Linked DNA regions of Homo sapiens: regions 1, 2, 3, 4, 6 and 7 are each linked to region 5. A link is a loop called in an ENCODE intact Hi-C map of the cell type or tissue named here. Cell type or tissue: endothelial cell of umbilical vein. All regions are shown on one strand. Region 1 overlaps NEK10 (NIMA related kinase 10). Region 2 overlaps NEK10 (NIMA related kinase 10). Region 3 overlaps NEK10 (NIMA related kinase 10). Region 4 overlaps SLC4A7 (solute carrier family 4 member 7). Region 5 has its middle 32 kb from the start of LINC02084. Region 6 overlaps SLC4A7 (solute carrier family 4 member 7). Region 7 has its middle 110 kb from the start of SLC4A7.

Region 1 (4,000 bases), 550 kb before region 5:
GTTTAGGTGCTTATAATATGCCTAGAACTATGCCAAACACTGTAGCCTTGGTACTATAGGATCTGACACTTTGGACCAGGAAATACATATCTGCTTTAGTAGTATATATAGTCAGATGCCTGTCTTGGAGTGCTCCTGAAAATTCAGCTGCAGAGAGGTCAGATTTAGGTACCAATCATTCCAGAAGAAAGAGAGGATAGATTAGCATATATTAAGACCAGACTAGGATGAGTTACATTTAGTAAGTGAGTAGTAGAAAGTCATGGTAGGACCTTAGAAAACATGGTAACAAAAAAAATGGGGATTAAAAAAATGATTTGTCATGCTTTGTAGGTTGGATCTCTACAAGAAAATCAAAAGTCCTGGAAAGCACAGAAAGATGAAGTGACATTTAGAAGAAGGATAATAGAAAAGAAATTGGGTCAGGATTAAAAGGGTCTCAGAGTGGAAATAATATTTGGTTTTGTTTAAATTATGGAAAGAACTTGAAGGGAGAGAAAGAGGAACCAGTCAGAAAAAAGATGGCTAAGTGGAAAGGAAAATGTGATAGTAAGAGATCTCAATATTAAACAAGAATATAATTCAAAGCTCAGATCAAAAGAAAGAAGAATGTATCAGAAATAATTATTACCCCAACCCTGCTCTATTTTCTAGGCTCCTTTACAGGCTTAGTTAGTACCATGTGACTACTTTTGGTCAATAAAAATGATGTGTGTCACTCTGAGGATAAGACAATTCAAAGTCAGTGTGTTTTCTCCACCACTGTCCTCCCTACTGCAAGGAGCTTGGCATTACCATCCTATTCTGACTGCACAGCCACAAGAAGGAACAGGGCCACCTGAGCAGCCCGAATGGAACTGAGTAAGAAATAAACCTCTATTGTGTCAAGCCAAGGAATTTCAGGGTGTAACTGTTCGTTCAGCATGACTTAACCTTATCTTATTTACTCAAGTTTTGTCAGACAGGAGGACATATAAAAGATAATGGCAGAGCAAAGAATAGGGCCTACAGGGAGGGGCTCACAACACTGATTGCACAGCCAAATAAAAACTTTTCATCATCCCAAATATAGTAGAATGTAGGGCCCATTATGAAGTACTGTAATTATATAAAACAGGAAAATAATTCAATTGAAAAATGTTTTTAAAAATATATCTTTGGCTGGGTGCAGTGGCTTATGCCTTTAATCCCAGCACTTTGGGAGGCCGAGGCAGGAGGATCACCTGAGGTAAGGAGTTCAAGACTAGCCTGACCAACATGGAGAAACCCCATCTCTACTAAAAATACAAAATTAGCCGGGCATGGTGGTGCATGCCTGTAATCCCAGCTACTTGGGAGGCTGAGGCAGGACAGTTGCTTGAACCCCGGAGGTGGAGGTTGTGGTGAGCTGAGATAATGCCATTGCACTCCAGCCTGGGCAATGAGAGCGAAACTCCATCTCAAAAAATAAAAAATGTATCTTTTATCCTAGTGTTTGAGTCAAAATACGTTAATTAGCGAAGAAATAAGACTCTTCTGGAGATACTGAAGCACTTCAGTGTACTCTGAAATGTTTTGTAGGTTGGCAGCACTGAGTCTCCTCTGACCTCTTTTCAGGTCAATATTATAGTTTCTTTTGCCTTAATCCAGATGGGATCCCTTCCTCGGCTCCCAGCAAATAGTCATAATTATTATTGTCCTTTCACATGAAATGAAAGGAGGAAATTTAAAAAAATGTGGAATAGAGAAAGAAAAGAGAGGAAGGGGGGTGCAGGGAGAGAGAGAGAGATTTCTCAGCATTAAGGAGCAAATCAAAGACAGATGAGAAGGAAAATGAGTATAAATGATATATGTGTGTGAGAGAGAAAAGCAAAAGAGAAATGAATTTAACTTAGAATAGAAACAGACATGAAGGTGAGGAGCATGTGCATGTATATTCCTAGCAGGAAGATGGGATGGAGTAATGAGGGGACCAGAAAGTACCTGGACAGAGCACAGGTTTGATAATTCCCTTTTGTAATGCACCAAAAGTTGCCACTTCCCCAAACCAAACACCAGAGGGCAGTGTTGGCCCAGAACCCTCTAGCTGCTGCCCAGCTGACTGCAAGGGGCTGTCAAACAGAAAGGCAGCGAGCCTTCTCTGCTATGACAAACTTTTGAAAGTGTGGAACACCAGTGGGCTCATAGCTTCCTTCAAAGGGGACTTAACCCACTACTGGAAGCTATGAGTATCAGATTATTAATTCAGGTACTCTGAGAATTCTTGCGATTTATTTAACTTGAGAAGCCTCTAGTTAAGTTAGAATTGTTTTTACTGCTCCTGATGGTCTGAATTAAGCCTCAAAAACTCATTTGAGTAAGTTAACATTCAGTCAACTTAAGCTGCATATATATTAGAAAGCTATTGATCTTACTGGAATAATTATTACAATGGACAGCACCCCATCTTTGAAGTTTTTTCATACAAGAATTTAAAATTTTACACAAAATGATGACTCATGCATAGTTTAATTGCAGGTGATATAAACATAATAATATATTATACGTAAGGACTATAATACTAAGAATAGAATATTAATGTCTATGATTCATTTGAGCCAGACACTATGACTACTCATTTATGCGCAGTCTCACTTTTTTCTCCACGACAAACTTATAAAGCAAGTACTATTTTATAGGTGAGGAAGTCAGAGCTTAAAGACATTATGTAACATGCAAGAATACTTTCTGAGCAGCGTCTTCTAGCACAGCCATTATTCTAGAACAGATGCCACCATGACTAGCATTACTGTAGGATAGCACTTTATAGTTTAGAAACATTTTCAGCCAGGCACGGTGGTTCATGCCTGTATTGCCAGCACTTTGGGAGGCAAAGGTGGGAGGACCGCTTGAGCCCAGGAGAGTTCAAGACCAGCCTTGGGCAACATGGCAAGATCCATCTCCAATAAAGAAACAAATAAACAAACATTTTTACATACTTTATTTCATTTGAGGCAAGTAGTCTCATAAGCTCCCCCATCTTACAAATGAAGAAAGTGACTCTTAAAAAGATAATTACTTCCTCAAAGTCACACACCTAAAAGCTTGGTTTTTGTTTGCTTGTTTTTACTATACTACACAAAGTAACAAAATAATGAAAGCCGATCTGCATGTTTTATACTAGGTTTTCTCAAACTTGCATAATATTAATATTGGAAAAGAATATATAGATTTCTACATATGGAAGAATATATGGATTCTTTTAAAGAACTTGCTATATTCTCTAGTATCTCCAAGAATACATCAGAAGACTATCCATTGTTCACAGGACTCCATTTGATAAAAAGTGATTTAAGTTAGTTCCTAATTCTATTTTTTAAAAAGTTATTTTGACATTACTGCATAAGAGGATATTTCCCTAAATGCTAAAACAGAATGTTCAAAGACTGTTATCAAACTAAATACACAAAACATAACACTTCTCTTAGAATTTACAAACCCTGAAAATGGCAGTCAATTTAAGAAATACAACTTTATCCTAAATATCTTATTCTGTTAAATCTAGGTCACCCTTGCCATTAGTACAGGAGATCCAGATGAGCAGGTATGGATGGTTCTAGTCTTATCCATCACTACTGCTGAAAAAACACAGAACGTTTCACCAATGACAGTCAGTAGTATAATTTTCATTGGAGGACAACACATTGCTATTCTGAACTACATTTTTTTCCATTGGCAATAACTGTGGTTGTGAAGACAAACAATTCAAAGGCGCTTCAAATAAATGGCTTGCCTGTTCTCTAGGAGATCGATTTTTTTTTTTTTTTTTTTTTTTTTTTGAGATAGAGTCTTGCTCTGTCACCCAGGCTGGAGTGCAGTGGCGCCATCTCATCTCACTGCAAGCTCCACCTCCCAGGTTCACGCCACTATCCTGCCTCAGCCTCCCGAGTAGCTGGGACTACAGGCGCCCACCACCACGCCCGGCTAATTTTTTCTATTTTTAGTAGAGACGGTGTTTCACTGTGTTAGCCAGGATGGTCTC
Region 2 (4,000 bases), 320 kb before region 5:
TCCAACCATGACTTTCACTGCTCTGAGCTTGCCTCCTCCCCTCTCCCTCTTGCTTCCTCCACTTCAGCCATGTTGGCTTTCTAGAGAGAAACATGAACCCACGAACATGCCAAATGCTATGGTTTGAATGTCTATCCTCTCCAAAATTCATGTTGAAATTTAATTGCCACTAAAACAGTATTAAAAGGTAGGACCTTTGAGAGATAATTGAGCCAAGAGTCTGTCCTCATGAGTGGGTTTAGTGCATTTTACAAAGGGCTTTCAGGAATGAGTTCTCTCTCTTTGCTCTTCTGCCATGTAAGAAAAAGTGTGACTCCCAGAGAAAACAGCATTCAAGCCTCCATCTTGGAAGCAGGGACTGGGCACTTACCAGACACCAAGCCTACTAGCACCTTGATCTTGGACTTCCCAGCCTCCAGAACTGTTCTTTATAAATTACCTAGTCTGCCAGGCATGAAGGCTCATACCTGTATTCCTAACACCTTCAGAGGCTGAAGTGGGAGGATCACTTGAAGGTCAAGAGTTTGAAACCACCCTGGGCAACATACCAAGACTCCATCTCTACAAAAAATTTAAAAATAAGCCAAGTGTGGTGGTGTGTACCTGTAGTGCAAGCTTCAAGAAGCTGAGGCAAGAGGATTGCTTGAGCCCAGGAGGTTGAGGCTGCAGTGAGCCCTCATGGTGTTACTGCGTTCCAGCCTGAGCAACGGCACAAGATCCTGTCTCTTAAAAATAAACTAATAAATAAATACCCCAGTCTGTAGTATTCTATCATAGCAGCACAAAACAGACTAAGACCATTTGTGCCCATGAACATGCCAACTATATTCTTGCCTTAAGCACTTTCTGCCTGCTTGCTGTTCTTTTCCCATAATCTCACACTGGCTTCTCCATATCCTTTGGGTTTCAGGTCAGATGTGCTCTCCTAAGTGGGGTCTCCTCTGATGAGTATCTGTGACATATTCACCCCCACACACTCATACTTACCACAGCACTCTGTTTTCTTTCCTTCTGGAGTTCATCAACATCGGAAATCCTCTTGTCCATTTATTGACTTCTTTGAACTAGCTTATAAGCCTCCTATGGCAGGGACTGTGTCTGTTTCATCCACAAATATGTCCCTGACACATAGAACAGCACATAGTGCATGACACAGTGTAAGCATGGCATAAGCCCTCAAAAAATATGTATCACAATCTGTAAGGAGTGACTTATTTTGTCAGTTATTTGCTTTTAACAGTTATTTTAAGGCTTAGAACCTCCTCTGACATCCCAAGTCTGGTGCTCCTTCTCGATGCCCACAGAGCAGCCTATACTCCCCACATATTGTTATTATGTGGTAATCAGGAAAATCCAATATCAAATGTATGGGTTTGCTCTGGGAGGTTTTGATGTTGCAATTGCCTTATTACCACAGAAGGCCAGGAACTGGGCTTCCACTATTCACCAGAGAATGGTGAGTTGTAGGCAAATAATAAATATTTATTGAATGCAATGCCTAATAAATGGATGAACGGATAAAAGGATTATTTTAAAAAAAACCTGTGTTATTACTTTTTTAGGTCAACAAATCGCTCATAAAACTCTTTTATAAATAAAATCAGTTGATGAGCATTTGTGATGTTGTAATAATCCTGAGCACATTCAGGAATTATTCAGTCATTGGGGGAAACTTAGAGTTCTATATAAGAAAATACTCATCGCTGTGCTTCTGAAACTATCTGTAATAAAGAACTCTTTAATTTCCAATCTTTTATGGACTGATACTTTTGGTTCAAATCCTGTTCAGTGAGACAATGCCACTGGTGATGTGCCTAAGATGTCATGGCAATGCTGAAGTGCTGTAAATATTTCTAAACTCTTATTCTCAATTTCTGTCTTTATCTGCTCATGGACCAGTGACACACCAGTCTGAATATCACCTGAATACCACTGGTCTGGATTATTAAAGTCTATCTTTTTAAGTAACAAAACTGTTTTCACAGCAACCCTAGATGAATCTCTAATTGAGAACCACAGCCCTAAGTACAGAGTCTGAGGGGACTAACCCAGAAATTGACAACTCCATGACAACCAGGAGAGGGCGAGAGTGAGGCTGGGAAAGGAGAACTGTGGCCAAGCAGTTAAAGCTCAAGGTGGACTCTCCATTTAAACCAAAGCAATCTTACTTCTCTGGGGTTCTGCATACAGTTTCATTAGAGAAAAGGATTCTATTGCTAAAATAAAAATAGAAAACCACTGATTCTCTAACACTTATTCTACCAATGAGATTAGGCCAAAAACTTTGGCTTTTTACAAAAACTTTTGGCCTTATCTGTAAAATAAGTGTTAAGAGAATTTGCTACACAAACACTTGTACCTATATGGGTTTTTCTTCCATTCTAATGAGAAGGTGGAAATTAAGTTTGTTATTTTGTTATATAGGGAGTAGTCACAGTAGTGAAAGATTATATATAAAAACCAAAGGCATGCTACTTTAAAAACAGAAACTTTTGGTGTCTTTGCTTTTTTTGTACACCTCAGTCATGGGACCTGAATACCATCTCAGATGGGAGAGAAGAGACTTTTCCAAACCTCAGGGTTTGGTGCGTACAGCCCTAGACAAGTACAGCTATAATCACAGTTATGATTCATTGTTGAATTTTTAAATCCATTTTTTAAAAGAAACTCTCAGAAGTAATTTCTATCCTCTATTGTTTGAAATTTGGGTTAATGCTAAAGAAGTCCCTAGAGAGGCCCCTCATTTGCTCGTGATGTCTTGGTAATTGCTGAGTAAACACATGTGACAGAGAAAGAAACACATGCCATGGCAAAATTACCTGAGTGTAATTAATCTAAATTGTGCAATATTAACCTACTAACTAAATAACATAGGGAGTATTTGTGATATGGTTTTCAGATCTCTACCCAGAAACCCGTTTTTATTCCATGGTTGCCTTAGCTACTCAAAAGATCCTCAGGTGGCCTCATATTTACTAAATATAAAACAGAGTCATTTGAATCATTATGGTAAATCGCCCACAAATCCACAAATATCTTTTTTTTCCTACTAATCACTCAGGTTGCATCTTTGTAAATACTCCATTTTATTTACTACATTTACTAATGGTTAAAAACGGTACTTATAAAGTAATAACAGGCCAGGGAGTGGTGGCTTATGCCTGTAATCCCAACACTTTGGGAGGCCAAGGCAGGCAGATCACCCGAGGTCAGTTCAAGACCAGCCTGACCAACATGGTGAAACACCGTCTCTACTAAAAACACAAAAATTAGCCAGGTGTGGTGGTGCATGCCTGTAGTCCCAGTTACTCAGGAGGCTGAGGCAGGAGAATCACTTGAACCCAGGAGGCAGAGGTTGCAGTGAGCCGAGACCGTGCCACTGCACTCCAGCCTGGACAACAGAATGAAACTCCATTTCAAAAAAAAAAAAAAAATCAATCAATCAATCAAAAATAAAGTAATAACAGTGAAAATACATCAGATTAAAGTTAATTACCATTTTGGCTATGTCAGGTTTATTATTTTGAAAAAAGCACTAAAATAAACTGCAATGAACCCTACCACAAAAGGAAGTTAGAACTTCCTGTACTGACAAGAAGTCTCTGTTTCTTCTGATGAATAATGATTAACCTTTCATTTTAGATGACAAGTTACAGTTCTGTCTGTTTTCAAAGGGACATATTAAAAGAATTTAGAGAACTTTCAGCCCCATAACTAACTAGAAGTACAAAATGGAAAATCATTTCTCTAATTCCTTTACTGTAGATATTTTTCTAAAAATTCCTCTAATAGTGATTCTTTGAGAAAAGTAGTTAAAATAAGATAAAAAGTCACATAGAGCAGCCAGAGATAAGACAAACATGTTAAAATGCACTGGTTAAATGTTTAGTTCTCAGTTTTGATGACTGTAACATGGTGATGACAAATGTCAACATTAAGGGAAGCTGAGTGAAGGGTATATGGGAATTCTGTGCTGTTTTTGCAGTTTCTATGTTACGTC
Region 3 (4,000 bases), 370 kb before region 5:
CCTAGGGTGTATTTATACATAGCTGGGGCTTTTCAAATAATATTTAAGTAATAAACCTAGTTGGTATTAAATGGCATAGGAAAAAAAAGAAAAGAGTTCCAGAAAACTTGTATTTATTATATCTCTATTAACTTGTAATGCTGGTAAAGAATATAAAAGGGTTGACAAAGATCCACAATCTCAGGCCAGGCTGGTAGGTTTGTGGATTCTAATTACACATGACTTAACCGCAAAGGCTCTGAACTTCCCTAATGTGAACTATTGCCATAGGGAGCTGAAGCATTAACTCTTTCAGGGGCCACTCACCTTGTGGGCTCCACTTGTGGTGACCCATTCTCTTTGATCTTTGACTGCAGCAAGTTTTTGAAAAATATCTATAAAGGAAAGAAAGAGCGCAAAGAGGCATCCAGAGATTAAAGGGGGAGTACTTCCAGGAGCACAGATCTGCAGTGCATATGGGCAGGCAGAGAAAGGTCAAAGGGAACACAGCACAAAAGGAACAACAGATGCAGGAGCAGCATGGCTACTTTTTTACCCCAAGAATTACTCCTCAAGCTCCACTGGTATTTATTTTCTAATATTATTGTAATAATGAAATATAAAAATACCAAAAAAGGCAAACCTCTCTTTCCACTTGAAGTTCCTTAACATCATTACCAGTTCAAAGTGAGGCCTATTCTTCAAAGATCCTCTCTGTGAAGATTTCAACTTATAAAGAAGAGAGGGAAGGCCAGCAAATGAGAGGAACCTGCACGTTTCCTCAGCTGAGGAAAATAGTCATCCTCAAAGAGACTTCCTAGTGCCCAGGGCTTGCCATAAACTCTTCTCTCCCTGGATCTGAGAATCACTGTGCTGCTCCACAAGCAGATATGAAGAGCCAGTCCAGTCACACAAAGAAAACGGACAGGCATCCCACACGGCAGGACGTCTGTGACTCATCAAAGCTGGAGTGCAGGACAGCAGGGCTGGGAAGAGCCTCCAACGGGAGAAGATTGAGTGACTAAGGAATACCTCACACTCACAGTCCAATGTTTTCACATTCGCAGCATCAGATAAGGTTTGTTGTTATTTTTCTTTTTCATGCTCTGGATGTTTCAGATTCTATGAGGTAGGCAATCATGATTAACCCAACTTTATAGAAAAAAAACTGGATAGTCTCTGACATTTTAACAGAAATAAAAAGACGCAAAAATAGATTTTACCAAAATTTGCTTTTATGGAAGCCTCTCTTGCATTAAATAAATTGTGCTTTTCAAGGTAAAGGTTGTAATCTAAACATCTTTCTTCTGGCTGTATGTTGCCACTGAATATAACAATTGGCCTGGATGCTCAACACCTGAGCTGTGTGTGCGAACATTAATAAATATTTAAAGTATCCTTGTTTCCTGCTGCAAACACCATACTGCTTTTTCTAGCAAGTCCACAAAAATGGCTGTGTCCCTGCAATAACACTTACATGTCATGTTGACCAGCTTGTCCACAGTGTGCTGCTCTTCTCCATAGCCGAGGTACTCATTGGCTACAATCTCCATATACTGCATGAAGGACCAAACCAACAAGCCAGTCAGGACACCAAAAGCACCCAAGGAAGCAAGGAACAAGATGCTGCAGTTCTTAAAATAAACTGTAGGTGGCAAAACAGATTCATCAAATAATACTCTCATGCTCCTGGAACAGTTATCGCTCAAGTGCAAAAGGTGACTGGGTTTCTAGATTCTTTGGCTTCTCTTGCGTGCTATGAAGTTGAGGGAAAGACCATCTCAAGACTCTATAAACTCTCAAAAGTCTCAAAATGACTCTTAACTAAGTAAGTTTGTTGTGTAATTTAGTATCCAAATACAAGATACATATAAGATACATAATACATAGTATATAGAATGTTTATTCTTCAATGTATCTTTTTAGGAGAATTTTTTATAATACATTGTATATATTTTACTGACGTATATAAGCTCTGAATATATGTCTAACCAGCATACATGCAGTTAGCAATAATCAGAATAAAATGCGTACTGAGTAGTCTGATAATTCTCACTGTGGATAATGATTATAATAAGAAACAGGCTCAGGGAAACAGGTAATTTCTAATATTATAATGGAAGTTAAAATGGATAAGAAGATGCTTTGTAACATAATCTTATGAAATATTAAGTTATTAAATGAGGTACACCTCTAGTCAATTTAAAAGGTTCTTGAAAACAAAAAATAAACATGAATCAATTTTCTAAGAATATAATAAAATAAAGTAGATTTAATGTTAAATTGCCACCAACTTAATCTTCCATTAATTATTCAGAATGAGTTTGCAGGGCCACATGTTTATTATGAAAATCATTCTTTCTGTAAACATTATACAGGTTTTAGGAGACTAGCCTGTTCCAACTCAAAAACGTGATCAGAAATTTTGTTTTATTCCAGCCTGGCCAACATGGTGTAACCCTGTCTCTACTAAAAATACAAAAAAAAAAAAAAATGATCCGGGCATGGTGGCGCATGCCTGTAATCCCAGCTACTTGGGAGACTGAGGCACAAGAATCACTTGAACTTGGGAGGCAGAGGTTGCAGTGAGCTGACATCACACAACTGCACTTTAGCCTAGGTGACAAAGTGAGACCCTATCTCAAAAAAAAAAAAGAAAAAGAAAGAAAAAGAAATTTTGTTTTATTGTATTAATAAATGCAAGCCTCTGAGTTGCTCAGTATATATATTCACTTGCTTACCCTCGCTCAGTAGTTAGCAAAGCAGAAAAATAAATAAGGTCAAGATCATTCCTTTCTTTGTCATCTATTTATTAGTATTTTAGTGAGCACAGTAATCATTTTCTTGTTTGAAAATGTTTTGAACATCTTCATAATCAGTTTATTATCTTGCCAGGCCCAGTGGCACACACCTGTAATCCCAGCTACTCAGGAGGCTGAAGCAGGAGGATTGCTTGGGCCCAGCATTTTGAGACCAGCCTAGGCAACATAGTAAGACACCGTTTCAAATATATATGCATATATATATACATATTTCTTTTCCTCCCACCATATGGTATATACAATGCTAAGGGCTTCAGCCTTCCAGCCATCGCCCCTTTTGTTGTTGTGAGGCGGAGTTTCGCTCTGTTGCCCAGGCTGGAGTGCAGTGGTGCAACTTCAGCTCACTGCAACCTCCGCCCCCCAGGTTTAAGCAATTCTCTGCCTCAGCCTCCCGAGTAGCTGGGATTATAGGCACCTGGCACCATGCCTGGCTAATTTTTGTATTTTTAGTAGAGACGGGGTTTCACCATGTTGGCCAGGCTGGTCTCAAACTCCTGACCTCAGGTGATCCACCCACCTCAGCTTCCCAAAGTGCGAGGATTACAGGTGTGAGCCACCGCACCTGGCTGCCTATTTCTTATTATTACTAGCTAAAGACATGTGACCTTTTATAGCACTTTCTCATTTCATCAGGCTGAGTAAAGTGAGCCCAATTAGCCAGAACAAAATGTGGTGGGTTCCTCCCTGCTCTGTGAGTATCATGCCTCACACTCACACTTAACGCTGTCTGTCCCTCTCTGGGGCAGACAGCATAACATAGGAAAGCCACCTTCTGTCACATACCCTTTTAATTCTTGCTCATAGCAGGCACAAAATGAAAAGGCAAGACCAGCCACCACAAAAGGAATCTTACCTGAGCTAGGTTTTCAATCCCACCCAAGCTATGGAGTATTTCCTAATAAAATAAAAGCAACAAAACACATGTAAATGATGAGGGTGGAGGGGGAAGTATATTTTACATGCAATTTCTTTACTAAGTTGTCATATTTATAATTATATTGTGAAGGTCTACATTCTAATATAAATACGGAAAACTTACAGTATGTCATTCATACTACCTTTAAAATAAACTATTAATAAATATGAAAGTTGGGTTGAGATCAAGAGAATAAATCTGTGCTCAGAACCGCAGCCTGCCCCTTCATTCTTCTTAACTCCTCCTGTGTCATCATAAAATGTTCGAGTTGAGAAGAGCCATT
Region 4 (4,000 bases), 210 kb before region 5:
GAGATCAGGAGATCGAAACCACCCTGGCTAACACGGGGTTTTCTCTACTAAAAATACAAAAAATTAGCCAGGCGTGGTGGCTGGCACCTGTAGTCCCAGCTACTCGGGAGGCTGAGGCAGGAGAATGGCATGAACCCGGGAGGCGGAGGTTGCAGTGAGCTGAGATCGCCCCACTGCACTCCAGCCTGGGCGACAGAGCAAGAGTCCGTCTCAAAAAAAAAAAAAGAAAGAAAGAAAGAAAGAAAACTGTACAGGAATTAAAGTGATTAAGAAAGCATATGTAGTATCCATTTAAGTTCCTTTACAGATGGGAAATTACTTTTTCTGTACAGGAACATAATACAGGAATGTAACTAGATGTAAATGATACTGCTGACAAAGCAGAGGGCCCATGTTTTCTCTTTATATGACAGAAAAGGGGGTACATTGGCTGGGCGCGGTGGCTCACGCCTGTAATCCCAGCACTTTGGGAGGCCGAGGCGGGCGGATCACGAGGTCAGGAGATCGAGACCATCCTGGCTAACACGGTGAAACCCCGTCTCTACTAAAAATACAAAAAATTAGCCGGGCGAGGTGGTGGGCACCTGTAGTCCCAGCAACTCAAAAGGCTGAGGCAGGAGAATGGTGTGAACCCCGGGGGACGGAGCCTGCAGTGAGCCGAGATCGCGCCACTGCACTCCAACCTGGGCGACAGCGAGACTCCGTCTCAAAAAAAAAAAAGAAAAAGAAAAGGGGGTACATTAAGGTGCACAATTTTAATTATGAGAAGATACGTTTTAAATTCTTTAAAATTTTTACTTTCTTGGACAGCCGTGGTGATTCACACCTGTAATCCCAGCACTTTGGGAAGCTGAGGCAGGTGGATCACCTGAGGTCAGGAGTTCGAGACCAGCCTAGCCAATATGACGGAGCCCCGTCTCTATAAAAAAATACCAAAATTAGCCATCTCTATAAAAAATACCAAAATTAGCCCCGCGTGCTGGTGCGCGCCTGTAGTCCCAGCTACTAGGGAGGCTGAGACAGGAGAATTGCTTGAACCTGGGAGGCAGCAGTTTCAGAGAGCCGCGATTGCGCCACTGCACTCCAGCTTGGGCAAAAGAGCAAGACTCCATCTCAAGAAAAAAAAAATTTTTTTAATTTTCTTTATATTTTCCTATACTCTTTAGAAATATAAGTTGGGAAGAATAATCTCCATTAACAATGGATGAGTGAGGAAGTTAGTTTTATTTAGTATTCCACAGTCATACACTGTGGTTGTTACTAGCTTTTATAATAGTCTTACACTAAACAATTTTAGGAGCAAGTATTACTCTCCCAAATATGTGAAAGAAACTTGAGGCTCAGAAAAGTTAAATAGTTTTCCCAAGGTCCCATTGCTTCAGCTTGGATAAGATATAATTTAAAATCATGTCCCACTTCCAGGGACAATGCACTTTTCACTGGGCCACTTACAAACATTATTTTTAATTCTCACAAAAACTCCTTATGGTAACACAGCTGATCATTATTTAAATCAGGGGTATCTGATTTCAAAGAGCTCATGTTCATTCCACTAGGCCACATACCTTCCCCTATATTAAACTACATATAATTTTACTTATATGCCTTATTTATGGAATTCTAAGTAAAACATAATTAATCACAAAAAATTTCACTTCATTATTTTAAAACACTTTACTAGCAATTCAGTAACAGCTAATTAAATTGAAATCGCAGCAATAAGCAGCACAAATGTCAACACAATAAATCAGCTTTAATACTATAACAAACATGAAGGTTTTAATTTAATTTACACATAAATTTGAAGCAAGTAGCCAAGAAAAGAGGAAGAAGAAATCCCGTAAAACAAATGGAAACCTGTCTCACTTTAAAACATATGTTTCAGTGAGGAGCACAGCCAGTCCACTCCTTTCACACTGCTAAATATCACTGCCGAGTTCACACTGCTTAATTTGGGCGACCATTTCAGTATTTAACACCACTAAAATTTAGGCTTCACCAATGTATAAGATCACCATCTAGTGGTTATGATTAGAACCATGGAATTTTTCTCTCATGCTGTGATTATGGTTAAGAGAATGACTCTAAAGGCAAAGAAATTCAGTTTGAAAAACTTCTCTAGCAGTTGCTTTAAGAAAGCTGTACATTTAATTTCATTCAGAAAAAAATTATCAAGGCAAAGTACTATTAAATATTTCATTTTTATACTAGCCAAATTTAGGATATAGTAGAATAGTATTCAGATATGCATTTTATATGTAAATAAAATCCTCTCAGGTTCAAGAGATTCTCCTGCCTCAGCCTCCCAAGTAGCTGGGATTACAGGTACACATCACCACACCCAGCTAAGCTAACTTTTCTATTTTTAGTAGAGATGACGTTTCACCATGTTGGCCAGGCTGGTCTTGAACTCCTGACTTCAAGTGATCCGCCCGCCTCGGCCTCCCACAGTGTTGGGATTACAGGCGTGAGCCACCAAGAGCAGCCTTATAAATTCTTATTAAGAGATTAAAACAATTTACACATGTTTGACAACAGCTACTAATTAATGACATAATCCAAAAAATTATCTCCATAAGTTGTATATTAGGATAAAATTAAGACTAGATACTGAAAAACTGTACATAAACATATGCAATGCAATTTGTCAACCAATTTATTTTGGCTGAAGATAATACATGATCTAAGCTGAGTGCAGTGATACACACCGGTCACACTCAGTCAAGAGACTGAGGTGGAGGATTGCTTGAGCCCAGGAGTTAGAGCTGCACTGTGCTATGAAGCCACCTGTTAATAGCCACTGCACTCCAGCCTGGGCAACATGGTTCTAGGAAGAAATTAATAATAATTGTAATAATATAGGTTCTAGATCTAGTAAGATTGTCTGAATTGAAATCCTGGCTCTTCACTTACTACGCTGGGCAGATTACTTAGTCTCACTGGATCTGTTTCCTCATCTGTAGAATGGGGATAACAATATTTATACAAATGATAGGCTAAAAAAAATTAAACAAGATGTTGCATGCAATGAATACAGTTTAGAAACATTTCTGGTACAATATAAGCATTCAATGAAATACTAGGAGTGGGGCGTGATGGCTCATGCATATAATCCTAGCATTTTGGGAGGCCGGGGTGGGCGGATCACTTGAGGTCAGGAGTTCCAGACCAGCCTGGCCATCACGCAAAATGCTGTCTCTACTAAAAATACAAATATTAGCCAGGCTTCGTGGCACACACCTGTAATCCCAGCTACTTGGGAAGCTTAGACAGGAGAATTGCTTGAACCCAGGAAGCGGAGGTTGCAGTGAGCTGATTTTGCACCACTACACTCCAGCCTGGGCGACAGAGGGAGACTGCGTCTCAATAAAAGAAAAAAAAAAACTTAAATACTAGGTATTAGTACTCTTTGGAAAAAACTCAAATCATTTTTCCTGTGCTCTCACAACAATCATCACCGTAGAAGATGACTTCTATGACCAAATGTCAGGGGATTTCTCCCCACGAGCAAGCCAAGTAAGCAATCAATTCTGCAGCAGACACCAGCTGGGTGTCCTCTAATTAATTAATTCCAACACTACCTGGAGATAGTGTTAGATCCCACAGGTTGAGGGCTCAGTCACCAAGACTCTTCCCCACCACCCCATCCCCTACTAATCACAAGTCCAGGCCTCTGGAACTTTAAATTGGGGTTTCCACAATCCCCTCTTTGGGTTTAATTAATGTCCTGGAGCAGCTCACAGAACTCACAGACACACTTACTTATGTTTACTGATTTATAAAGGATATTATAAAGGATACAAATGGAGTTCGAGACCAGCCTGACCAACATGGAGAGACCCTGTCTCTATTAAAAATACAATTAGCCGGGCGTGGTGGCACATGCCTGTAATACCAGCTACTCAGGAGGCTGAGGCAGGAGAATCACTTGAACCCGGGAAGCAGAGGTTGCAGTGAGCCTAGATCATGCCATTGCACTCCAGCTTGGGCAACAAGAGCA
Region 5 (4,000 bases):
AGTAGCTGGGATTACAGGCATGTGCCACCAAGCCCAGCTAGTTTTTATATTTTTAGTGGAGATGGGGTTTTGCCATGTTGGCCAGGCTGGTCTTAAACTTCTGGCCTCAATTGATCCACCTGCCTCAGCCTCCTAAAGTGCTGAGATTACAGGCATGAGCCACTGCACTTGGCCCACATAACTTGTATTTTAGTATATTGTTATAATTGTTCTATTTTATTATTAGTTATTTGTGTTAATCTCTTACTGTGCCTAATTTATAAATTAAACTTTATCATGTGTATCTATGTATAGGAAAAAACATAGTATACATAGGGTTCAGTATTAGCTGCAGTCTCATCCACTAGGGATCTTGGCACACATTCCTTGACGATAAGGGGGAACTACTGTTTAAGTGGCTTCAAGTGACTTTTACAGATCAGTTGAAACCCTCAGCTCCTAGTATATATCCACCCTGGCTTCTTCCCTCTTTGCTTTGCTTGGAGCTTGCTCTGAGTAACTTGTTTTCAGTCATAACTTTTGTATTAAAACAGATGAGGGTGGCCAGGCCAGATGGCTCATGCCTGTATGCCTGTAATCCCAGCACTTTGTGAGGCCAAGGCAGGAGGATCACTTGAGCCCAGGAGTTTGAGACCAGCCTGGGCAACATGGTGAGACCACATCTCCACAAAAAATAAACAAAATCAGCCAGATGTGGTGGTGTGTGCCTGTGGTCCCAGCTACTCAGGGGGCTAACAAGGAAGGCTCTCTTGAGCCTAAGCAGATGAATCTGCAGTGAGCAGTGTTTGTGCCACTGCTCTCCAGCCTGGGCGACAGAGCAAGACTCTGTCTCAAAAAACAAATGAACACACCCACAAAAAAACCACCCCCACCGCTACCAAAATAAACAGATGAGGGTGTGGGACACCCTTTAATTTTGTTTTTCTTAAACTATCTCTACTTCGAGTTCTGGGAACTTGAATAATGTTTTCTCTCTTCCAACTGCACTTAGGGATCTTGTGATCCAGTTCAGTCATAAGCCACTTACAAGCTTATGTGAGATAGAAGCTCCAGCACGTTCATGAAGGCAGCTCATATAACCAAGATCACCCCCTTCCCTTTTCCTTTTCCCACATGCTGACTCCAAGTAAGTTTTTTGTTGTTGTTTTGTTTTCATTTTTTAGAGACAGGGTCTCACTCTGTCAGCTCACTACAGCCTGGGCCTCCTGGGCTCAAGCAGTCCTCCTGCCTCAGCCTCCTGAGTAGGTGGGACCACAGACACATGCCACCACACCTGGCTAATTAAAAAAAAAAATTGTGTGGAGAAGGGGGTCTCACTATGTTGCTCAGGCTGGTCTCCAACTCCTGGCCTCAGCAATCCTCTTGCCTCAGCCTCCCAAAGCAATGAAATTACAAGCATGAGCCACTGCACCAGGCTGCCAAGTGGTTTTTACTAGGAATCAGGACTTTTAAGACTGACAGTGACACAGAAATTGACACTTGCTTTACCCTGCTGGAGCTCATCAAGGACAATGGCAGCCTGTTGGGCATGCTCAGCATGCCAGACCACAGACCAAGGTCTCAGCTTCCCTCTGGAACTCCACTACAAGCAGATCGTATCGGTGAGTGCTTAAACACAGTGGCATGAATAGAGCAGCCCACTGTCTCATTACTTTAAGCACCACGCTTGAGAATTCCAAGCCAACAGAAGAACTCGACCTGTTCCCAAGCCTTTTGTTGCCGTCTCCTAAATCCTGCAAGTCCTCCTCCTTAAACTAAAGGGCTGGGGATTTCAGAAAGGGTGAAGGAAACAGTGCTCTTGAATCAGAAACAAGAACAAGGCACACAGGAACTTTTTCCTGACCTTCAACTTAATCACTTGCCTACCAAGGAGCTAAAAGCATTCACATTTTAATTTTCAAGGAAATGTTTGGTCTCAGTTTTCAGGTTCTTCCTGCTTGACTGGGTGTCCTCATTTCTCTCAGAAAAAAAAAAAAAAAAAAAGACAGTGATGACACAGATCTGCCTGCCCTCTAGTGGGCAACGAAAAGAATTTAAAGTATGACGAAAGACGAGCCTCCAGGGAATTAAGATGACTTTTTAACTTTGCTACATTTCCCCTAACTGACTAGCAGATTGAGTTTTTGCCAACACTGCTCAAACAGAACCTGCAGACCATGTCTACAAGAAGTTGAACTTTTTCTTGATAAAAACAATGACTGGTGGGAGAAAAAAGAGGTGACATCAGAAAACGGGGAAATCACTGGGTTTGGAATGAGCTGTGCATGGCACTGAAGAGTCATGTGACTAGATCTCACCAATCATCAGCTATCTCATATGTCAAACTGGGATAATAGTACCCATTATCATACCAGTGCGGTGAGAATCGAGGACATCTGGAACATATTATTTGTGTTAATTGTGCTTCATCAAGCCATGTGACTTTGGCTAGAGTGCAGTGGCACCATCTCGGTTCACTGCAACCTGCACCGCCTGGGTTCAAGTGATTCTCCTGCCTCAGCCTCCAGAATAGCTGGGACTACAGATGCCCGCCACCACCCCTGGCTAATTTTTGTATTTTTAGTAGGGACGGGATTTCACCATATTGGCCAGGCTGGTCTCAAACTCCTGACCTCAAGTGATCCACCCGCCTTGGCATCCCAAAGTGCTGAGATTACAGGCGTGAGCCACCGCCACCGTTCAAGCCTCGTGACTTTAAAGAGAAGATACCATTATAAAATGAAGGCAGAGGAAGGGTGAAAACAAAGGCACCATCCTGGCTAACACGGTGAAACCCGGTCTCTACTAAAAATACAAAATATTAGCCGGGCGTGGGGGTGGGCGCCTGTAGTCCCAGCTACTCGGGAGGCTGAGACAGGAGAATGGTGTGAACCCGGGAGGCAGAGCTTGCAATGAGCCGAGATCGCGCCACTGCACTCCGGCCTGGGCAACACAGCGAGACTCTGTCTCAAAAAAAAAAAAAAAAAAAAAAGAGAAAAGGAAACAAAGGCACTGAGAAAGAAGCTCAAGCCCACCCACAGAGAACCCTTAAAGACACAAATTCATGTTTCTTGCTTAAATCTTAATTCAATCTGATTCCACAAATAGGTTTACTCTGATACAATTATCAGCAGTACAATTGAAATCTAAAGAAAGAAAAAATGACTTTCCTTCAGGTGTCTGCAATGTAAATGAAAATTAAAGCCTGGATATATGATTGTCTTTTCTCACTTAGTTTGCAATGAAATCAGCCCACCAAAATATAAACTTTTACCTAGCACTCTTTTCAAAAAACTTTTAACACACACATTTTAAAAAATTCTCTCACCTCCTACTTAACCTGAAATCTTGCTTAGAAACAAAGCTAAACTTGGAGTGATAATGGCTTTTCTTTAGCTACAATTCCTAAGGTTAAAAAAAAAAAACAAAATTAAAAACTACTGATGTATGCTATTTAAAAAAATAAAAAGCAGCCATCCTCCCATCTGCCTGCAAACCCCAATGTAAAAAAATAAATAAATAAAAATAAAAAATAAAATACTTTTCTAAACTCTGAAAGAAGATCTAAACTCCGACACTCTGGCCTCAGGACCCAATGTTAAAAAATAAATCTTAGAATTCAATCTTCTGTGACTTTTTTTTTTCTCAAGATTATCTAAATTTGGCTTATTATGAAGACAAGGACAACCATTCAATACTTATTTATTCCCCAATTAATTCACTCAGACATGCCAAAGCTCTGTACACATGATAATGTCTGACATTTCTTGCTTTCTATGGTATAACAGGAAACTTGACATCTCAACAAAAAAGATAAAATGAGGACATATATCATAAGACTATTGAATTCTTCAGGAAGGCAATATTATTTTAAGATTATGCTTCAAAGAATTATAAGCAAAATGAAGAGGCACCATTTCAAAAGCACTGATAGTAAATTAAACTTAAAGGAATAATATTCTGAACACTTATAATAATGTAACTCAAAAACCAATCTGTTCTCACAGAAATCTCCAGGACG
Region 6 (4,000 bases), 250 kb before region 5:
GAAAATTTCAAGGTAAATTTGGATTAAAGATAAATAACAGCATGAAACAATGGACAACTAAAATCTATTCCAAAACATAAATCCGAGTCTGTATATGATTCCAGGCAGTCAGTCATTAGAGAACTTCAATCTTCTCAAAGGCAAAATGAGAAAAAGAACACTTGATCCTATCTTTATTTAAAAGACTAAAATGTGGCTGGGCATGGTGGCTCATGCCTGTAATCCCAGCACTTTGGGAGGCCAAGGTGGGTGGATCATTTGAGGTCAGGAGTTCAAGACTAGCCTGGCCAACATGGTGAAACCCCGTCTCTACTAAAAATACAAAAATTATCTGGGTGGTAGTGGCACGCGCCGTAATCCCAGCTACTCAGGAGGCTGAGGCAGGAGAATCACTTGAACCCAGGAGGCGAGGCTGCAGTGAACCAAGATGGCGCCACTGCGCTCCAGTCTAGGCAACAGAGTAAGAACCTGTCTCTCCACCCCACCCGCCCAAGCAAAAAAAAAAAGCCTAAAATGTACTACATTCTTTGGAGAAAAGCATTAAATAGAAAAAAAGGTATGGCTGGGCCTGGTGACTCACACCTATAATCCCAGCATTTTGGGAGGCTACGGCAGGAGGATTGCTTGAGGCCAGGAGTTCAAGACCAGCCTGGGCAACACAGCAAGATACCGTCTCTACAAAAAACTTAGCCAGATGTTGTGGCATGTGCCTGTAGTCTCAGCTACTCAGAATGCTGAGTCAGGAGGATTGCTTGATCCCAGGAGTTCAAGGCTGCAGTGAGCTATGATTGTGGCACTGCAGTGAGCTATGATTGTGGCACTGCACTCCAGCCTGGGTGACAGAGTATGACTCTATCCCTATTTAAGGCACATCACTTCACTATAATTTATTTGTATGTGTTCATTCACCTTATGAGTGAACTGCATGCACACACACACACACACACAAAACCAAGCTACCAAGGCAAGACGCAATCAATGGCCCACACCTGTAATCTCAGCACTCTGGTAGGCCAAGGTGGGTGGATCACTTAAGCCCAGGAGTTCAAGACCAGCCTGGGCAACATGGTGAGACCTGGTCTCTACAAAACACGAAAATTAACCAGGCATGGTGACACGCCCCTGAGTCCCAGTTAACTGGGAAGCTGAGGCAGGAGGATTGCTTGAGTCCAGGAGGTGGAGGTTACAGTGAGCTGAGATCATGCCAGCCTCCAAAGCAAGACCCCGTCTCCAAAAAAAAAAAAAAAAAAAGTTCACCCAGCCTGGCCAGCATGGTGAAAACATGTCTCCACAAAAAAATACAAAAAATTAGCCAGACGTGGTGGCTCAGTCCTGTAGTCCCAGCTACTCAGGAGGCTGAGGCCATGAGAATCACTTGAACCCAGGGAGCAGAGGCTGCAGTGAGCTGAGATCACACCACTGCACTCCAGCCTGGGCAACAGAGTGAGACTCGGTCTAATAAAAATAAATACATAAATAAATATAAAATAAGTTCATGGCAAATTAAAACATTATAAAAAATGACTATGTTTTACTGAAGTGTTCAAATGTCTTGACCTTTAAATCTAAGTGAAACTTTTTAAAAGGGCTTAAATTATGTGTAGTCTTCTTTGTAGTCTTTTTGTAACTCAAATTTTTAATAATCTTACTCTTTTTTATTAGGTTGGTGTAAAAGCAATTGAGTTCTTGCCACTGAAAGTAATTTTTGCCATTGAAAGTAAAGCAAACTTTCAACGGCGAAAACCGCAATTACTTTTGCACCAACCTAACACAATCTATCATAAAGAAAAAAAAACATGCAGAAGTCAAAATAAATTATAAGCATTATCTACATATGCTGCTTAAGCTATGTGCTAAAAGGCATTCCAAGTGCAAGTGACTCAGAGGCAGAAAGCACCACACATGGAGGATTTTGGATAGTTGCCTGGAGTTAAGTCAACATTTTCCTCATTCTTCTGCTCCTCGCCTTTCAGCGCTGCTTCTAAGTCTTCCTCAGGCGGATGAATTACTACTGTGGGAATATCATCACTGGCAGGTGAAACCAGTAGTTCTGGGGCCTGACGCTGACTCTCTTGGGAACTTCTGGAGGTCAGGCGGCTGATGCTAGGGCTAGAAGGAGGACTGTTTTGAGGGGTGGGTACTGGGGTTGTACACCTTGAGCCTGCAGGGGTTCCAGCTCTTGAAGAAGGAAGAAGATGACCAAGAAGAAGAGATAAAGGTGATTCTCCTCTCAAGGAAAGGTTTGAGGCAGACAGACCTGTTCGCAAAGAGTGGCGGGAGGCTGAAAGGCCTTCCCCTGAGATAAAACAAATAAATGAAAAATGATGAAGTCCACTGCAGAAGGCAAATAGAGACATTTAAAAAAAAATCAATTTACACTATAAATTGCATACTTCAAAGGCCCAAAATTTCAAAGTCATGTGATGGTTAGCATGTCAATCGGGTTTTTACATGTTAGAAAGTCACTAAAAAGTTGGTTAAAACTGTAATTAGTTCTCAGAACACATAAAAAAAAATTGTTAATGACAGATGGTGGGGGCAATATCCTGTTAGAAATTAGAATGACCAATAGCATGGCATTTTTAAAAAGGACAATATCAATACAAAGTCACTGCTTAAACAATAAATAGCAAATGAAAATATGTAATACACAATTAATATAACTCAAACCAAAAATAACCAAAACTAATAGCTTATATTTAGCGTATTTTTCCTACATTTTACCAAACAGCTACAGACAATTATCTCTTAGAGAAAAAGTTCATGTTAACATTAAGTAATAATTTCTAACTTAAAACTGGTATTAAATATTTACAATATTAAGTCAGTAAGACACCATCTACAGGTGGTGCTGCTCTGAAGTTTTAAAAAAAGACAAATAACAGAAATTTTTTAAAAAGAGAAACACAATGTCAATTTTAAAGGATACATATTCTTGAGCTCTCTAAAAATATTAATAAATGTCCTAAAGTATGCTTTTCATTTCTGATATGTAGCAGATACATTAAAACAAATACATATAATTTTTTATTTCACTAGCTAAGAATAAAGTACTTCTCACCAACAACAGCAATATAGCAGTAGGTCTAAAATATTTCAAAAGGTCATGCATACTTTTAATTAAACCCCTCATATTTGTACTAAGTGTATCTTAAAAGAATAACATTCTTTATGAAAAACATGCAAATACAATATTCAATTCCATATGGCCTAATCAAAGTTACATGCTCAAGAGGTTTCAGAAATAGTTAAACTATAATCCATTAGGAAACACCATTTAAACAATAAGCTACATGCAGGAAAAACTCAAATTATAACTATATTTCAACAAAAGAACATGCTAAAATGGCATTTAAAAGAAAACAGTCAATGTCTTCTGATGAGCAAATTACAATTGGACAATAGTGAGGAACAACTGCATACGAAGAGTAAAGACTGAATAGGGTCCCTCTGGATAAATGAACTTATTTCACCAAAGGAGAGAATATAAACAACAAATAAAAGACAAAAAAGAGAGTTAAAATGCGCTATACATTGGCTTGTTTTTACATTGCATTTTGGTCCATAAGAGGTATTCTTTTACTCTTAAGATTGCTTAAATACAACATGGCATAATTTTAAATGGATTAAAAAGGGTTTTCATGGCCAAGTGGAAGATAAAAAAGATGATTATTTTCAACTTTAGAAAAACTAGACCCTATCACCTATGCTTGCTTGTTGGTAGAACACTTAAAAGTCATACTATTATTTCAGGGGTAAAAAAGATGAGCAGGCACTGTGCCCCATACTCCACTAGTCCTCACTGTAATCCTCACGAGCTTTGGGTAATAGTAGCAGCTTACAGCAACTACTGGAGGCTACAGTGACTCTCCATAAGCCACTCTGATCCTTTGCACCCGGGTTTTCCAGACTCACTGTCAGAGTTCTCAACCCTACTGATGCATTCCTCTGCTTTACACAGAAGAATAAAGAAAGGCAAAACCTCCAAGTGTCCAGCATT
Region 7 (4,000 bases), 90 kb before region 5:
TATTTATATCTAGAATACACATTTATACTCAGAATACATAATTTGGATTAAAACAATCCATTTTTGTAAGTGGGCAAAATGCTTTATTTTATTTTATTTTTTTGAGACAGAGTCTCACTTTGTCACACAGGCTGGAGTGTAGTGGCTCGATCTCGGCTCACTGCAACTTCTTCCTCCTGGGCTAAACTGATCCTCCCACCTCAGCCTCCCTAGTAGCTGGGACTACAGGTGCATACCACCACCAAGTCCAGCTAATTTTTGTATTTTGAGTAGAGATAGAGCTTTGCCATGTTAGCCAGGCCTGTCTCAAACTCCTGACCTTAAGTGATCCGCCCGCCTCGGCCTCCCAAAGTTCTGGGATTACAGGCATGAGTCGCTGTGCCTGGCTTTATTTTATTTTTAATTAACATGGAATAATGTACATATTTATAGGTACGACGTGACATTTTGATATCTGTATACAATGTGTAATGATTAAATCAGGTTCATTAGTGTATCTATTACTTCAAAACATTTATCATTTCTTTGTTTTGGAAACATTCAAAATCCACAGGGTGCCATACCTCATGCTGGTAATCCCAGCGACAGAACGAAGCTCTATGTCAAAAAAAGAGAAACATGCAAAATCTTCTCTTTTAGCTATTTGAAAATATACAATAAGTTATTGTTAACTATTGTCACCCTATAGTTCTATAGAGCACTAGAGCTTACTCTTCCTATCTATCTGTCCTTTTGTATTCCGTATCCAATCTCTATCTCCCATCCCCCACCCTTCCTAGCCCATAGTAACCACAATTCTACTCTATTTCTGTGAGCTCAACTTTTTAGCTCCCACATATGAGTGAGAACATTAGAATTCCATTGCTGTTACTGCATGCTTTTTCTCTATTCTATCTCTTTGCTCCTCCCAGGAGAGGAGATTTCCTCCTGAGCAAAGGAGGTGTGTGGGTTGGGAAGGGAAAGCAAAGTAAAGGGATAGAAAACAAAAAAGAAGATATAAATGCAGCAAAAAGTAAAAACAGAAGAGCCAAAGAATGAACACTAACAGGAGAAGAAAAGCAAGAATGAGAAAGATAGGAATGCTATTCATCTTTCTGGCTTTCTCATCTCTTTTCTTCTCTGTTGATAACATAAAAGTGTGAAGAGGCTGATTTCTTTTTCAGCAAAAGCCTTCATGGAAAACACTGGTGACTGTTTTGTTTTCAATGGCTATATGCACAATGCAAGGTTGAAGAAGGAGAAATAAATTTTCTGTAAAGAAAAACAAAAATCAGTCCTGGAGTGGGAGGTGCATGCTGAGAGATGTAAATTCAATTAATCATCACTTTTGATAAAATCCAAGTCTTCTTGCACAATAATGGGTGCTGGCCTAGAATGTTACTTCCTCTTCTGTCTTCGAGGAGAGAAAAATCTGATTTCCAAAGAAAGAGAAATTCATCATCTCTCCTGGGTCACCTTCAACAACCACAGAGCTGGTTTTCTGAAGTGATGTGTCATAAAGTCACAGTACCCTTGAAGGTAACCGGAAATCATTGTTTTCACAGGGAAAAAGGCAACCGGAAGTTACAACTTCCACTGGAGAATATAATCATATCCTCTTGCCAATGTGGCTGGAACATTCCCTGACCACTGTAGCTTTTTGATACTGTCAGTGAAGGAAATAGTGATTATAAATCTTGATGAAAGATTACAGGAGTCATTTCAGCCTTAGAGAATTGCAATATGTTCAAGTGTTTAACATAATCTTAAAATGTAATAGGAACTGTTGTCTAATTTAATCATCAGTCTTTAGCTGTCAACACAGATGCATTAAGTTGGTAAATGGCAAAGGGAAAAATAAAGAAGTGGTTGTGCACAGACGAAAGGATACTTTCATTTCCCTTAGAGCTTGGTTTAGTCAACAGTTCCAAACAGTCACACAGCAGTCTGTTTGTATGAAATTTTGCCAGTGGGAATTAAGCTGAAAAAGAGTATTTTCCCTTCAGAACTTACGAGTTTCCAACTGGGACATTTTGCATAATAGATTCACTTTTCTATTGTGAACATGTGATCTACTTATGAAATGCTTCAACAAATGAAAGCAACAACAGAAAAGGCAGGACACATCCAGTATTATCAAGCTTCAATTGCTCTAAAAATTTTTCTGCAAACTCTCCCTCTTTGTTCCTTACTCTCCTCATAGCCTTCCTCTTTTCTGTCCCACCAAACCCCAAACTAACAAGTAGCAGAGGCATTTTGACGTTGAGCCATAAAAAATAATCACTATGACACACATGGTTCCAGGCCTGCTTTCACCTTCCATCAAAGCTTTGTCTCAACAACAGCTCTTTTCCAGCCTGGAATCTTGCCTTAAATTTTCGTGTCTTTTCCTCCCCAGAAGGACAGGATGTTAATGAATCACGGTCTACTAGGAAAAGCTTTTACCTAGGCTGAGGAATGGGCTTTCAAAGAAAAACCAATAATCTCCATCAAGTCCTGGAAGCAAACTAACATTGGGTCTCCCCTCACCATTCTAACAAAGCTGTGCTCTGTCTTCATTGCTCTCTTTCTCTCTTTCTTTCTCTAATACACATGTACTCATGCACACATACCTTGTCTTTTGAGTGAAAGTCTCTCTCTTTGTGACACACAAACACACATCCACACCCAAACACCGAAACACATACCCATTGTCTATTGAGAGAAAGCCTTTGGGCTTTATTGATAATTTTGACTCTGGAAATTAAGTAACTGTATCATTTTGGCAGGGACACTCGTGGGAGTTGAAGGTCAATATGCAGCTGGCTGCATCTTACAAATTGTTTCAGTAATTTTTGTTATCTCTTCCTGGAGCAGAATCTAGCTGAATACATTAGATGTAAGAACAAAGCCCAGCAGCCACAGAATTTGAATAATCACTTCCGGGGTAAACCACTCATGTCTCAGAAACCAGTTGGTGATAGACAAGATATGGAAGCCATGGAAAACCCATAAATCATTGACCAATGATGCCCGAAGAAAGGGCTTGGGATAAAATGTCAGCATGGGAAGAATAGAGCCATTTATACCATCTTTAATTACACTACAACTTAAATTATATTCAATGACATTACTTCATCTAGAGAGAAATACTAGATTCCCACAGATTTTGCTGTTTTTGAAAATCCACACCTGGCTGGGCGTGGTGGCTCACACCTGTAATCCCAGCACTTTTGGAGGCCAAGGTGGGCAAATCACTTGAGGTCAGGAGTTTGAGACTAACCTGGCCAACATGGCGAAACCCCATCTCTACTAAAAATACAAAAAAAATTTAGCTGGGCATGGTGGTGCACGCCTGTAATCCCAGCTACTTGAGATGCTGAGGAAGAAGAATCACTTGAACCCTGGGAGGCAGAGGTTGCAGAGAGCTGAGATCACGCCATTGTACTCCAGCCTAGGTGACAAGAGTGAAATTCTGTCTCAAAAGAAAATAAGAAAATAAAAAAGAGCCAGGCACAGTGGCTCACGCCTGCAATCCCAGCACTTTGGGAGGCCGAGGCAGGCAGATCACGAGGTCAGGAGTTCAAGACCAGCCTGGACAACATGGTGAAACCCCATCTCTAATAAAAATACAAAAATTAGCCAGGCATGGTGGTGAATGCCTGTAATCTCAGCTACTTGGGAGGCTGAGGCAGGAGAATTGCTTGAACCTAGTAGGCGGAGGTTGCAGTGAGCTGAGATTGTGCAATTGCACTCCAGCCTGGGCAACAAGAGCAAGACTCCACCTCAAAAAAAAAAAAAAAAAAAAAAAGAAATAATGAAATACTTGAATCAGTAGAAACATTTATATTTCCCCCAACATCTTTGTGGCTCAAAAGAAGTAGCTATTCTAGGCTTTTCATTGGGCTATGCAAAATTGTATGTGTGTGTGTGTTTATATATATAAAAAATACAGTTTTATGTATGTATATATAATAACATATATAGTATATGATATTATGTATTATACATTAATATAAATATACTTATAAACATAAGTAAA

The links. A loop is a pair of places that touch in the nucleus more often than their neighbours do. Peaks named below come from ENCODE experiments on the same cell type or tissue, not always from the same donor. Only the 100,000 strongest peaks of a DNase experiment are listed, where the experiment ranks them.
Region 1: a loop joins it to region 5, with 11 times the contacts of the local background. A loop is called at or near these places in 30 of 110 quality-filtered maps.
Region 2: it touches region 5 in a loop (10-fold over the local background); 23 of 110 quality-filtered maps call a loop at or near these places.
Region 3: a loop joins it to region 5, with 13 times the contacts of the local background. A loop is called at or near these places in 80 of 110 quality-filtered maps.
Region 4: a loop joins it to region 5, with 4 times the contacts of the local background. A loop is called at or near these places in 11 of 110 quality-filtered maps.
Region 6: it touches region 5 in a loop (3-fold over the local background); 6 of 110 quality-filtered maps call a loop at or near these places.
Region 7: a loop joins it to region 5, with 8 times the contacts of the local background. A loop is called at or near these places in 2 of 110 quality-filtered maps.

What each region holds. Positions count from the first base shown.
Region 1 is chr3:27,132,334-27,136,333 of GRCh38, forward strand. The region is part of intron 31 of NEK10 (NIMA related kinase 10); the gene reads right to left. Among named protein-coding and RNA genes, the nearest start is that of NEK10, 240 kb to the right of the region's middle. RefSeq lists a silencer at 1,965-2,124. In endothelial cell of umbilical vein, a CTCF peak has its summit at 2,040 (motif pointing right); a DNase peak (open chromatin) is centred at 2,078.
Region 2 is chr3:27,355,784-27,359,783 of GRCh38, forward strand. The region is part of intron 1 of NEK10 (NIMA related kinase 10); the gene reads right to left. Among named protein-coding and RNA genes, the nearest start is that of NEK10, 12 kb to the right of the region's middle. In endothelial cell of umbilical vein, a CTCF peak has its summit at 2,083 (motif pointing right); DNase peaks (open chromatin) are centred at 2,098 and 3,718; H3K27ac peaks cover 715 bases.
Region 3 is chr3:27,310,643-27,314,642 of GRCh38, forward strand. NEK10 (NIMA related kinase 10) reads right to left here. Exons shown (of 36, transcript NM_001394966.1): 7 at 3,655-3,696; 8 at 1,457-1,535; 9 at 307-374. Among named protein-coding and RNA genes, the nearest start is that of NEK10, 57 kb to the right of the region's middle. RefSeq lists an enhancer at 206-1,405. In endothelial cell of umbilical vein, a CTCF peak has its summit at 1,613; DNase peaks (open chromatin) are centred at 939 and 1,619; H3K27ac peaks cover 462 bases.
Region 4 is chr3:27,465,742-27,469,741 of GRCh38, forward strand. All of the region lies in intron 1 of SLC4A7 (solute carrier family 4 member 7), which reads right to left. Among named protein-coding and RNA genes, the nearest start is that of SLC4A7, 17 kb to the right of the region's middle. In endothelial cell of umbilical vein, a CTCF peak has its summit at 1,999 (motif pointing left); a DNase peak (open chromatin) is centred at 2,000.
Region 5 is chr3:27,679,362-27,683,361 of GRCh38, forward strand. No RefSeq gene overlaps it. Among named protein-coding and RNA genes, the nearest start is that of LINC02084, 32 kb to the right of the region's middle. In endothelial cell of umbilical vein, a CTCF peak has its summit at 2,040 (motif pointing left); a DNase peak (open chromatin) is centred at 2,120; H3K27ac peaks cover 375 bases.
Region 6 is chr3:27,429,374-27,433,373 of GRCh38, forward strand. SLC4A7 (solute carrier family 4 member 7) reads right to left here. Exons shown (of 26, transcript NM_001321103.2): 7 at 1,925-2,296. Among named protein-coding and RNA genes, the nearest start is that of SLC4A7, 53 kb to the right of the region's middle. In endothelial cell of umbilical vein, no CTCF peak of the experiment used is centred here; a DNase peak (open chromatin) is centred at 1,918; H3K27ac peaks cover 462 bases.
Region 7 is chr3:27,589,166-27,593,165 of GRCh38, forward strand. No RefSeq gene overlaps it. Among named protein-coding and RNA genes, the nearest start is that of SLC4A7, 110 kb to the left of the region's middle. In endothelial cell of umbilical vein, no CTCF peak of the experiment used is centred here; DNase peaks (open chromatin) are centred at 1,576, 2,336 and 2,846; H3K27ac peaks cover 3,309 bases.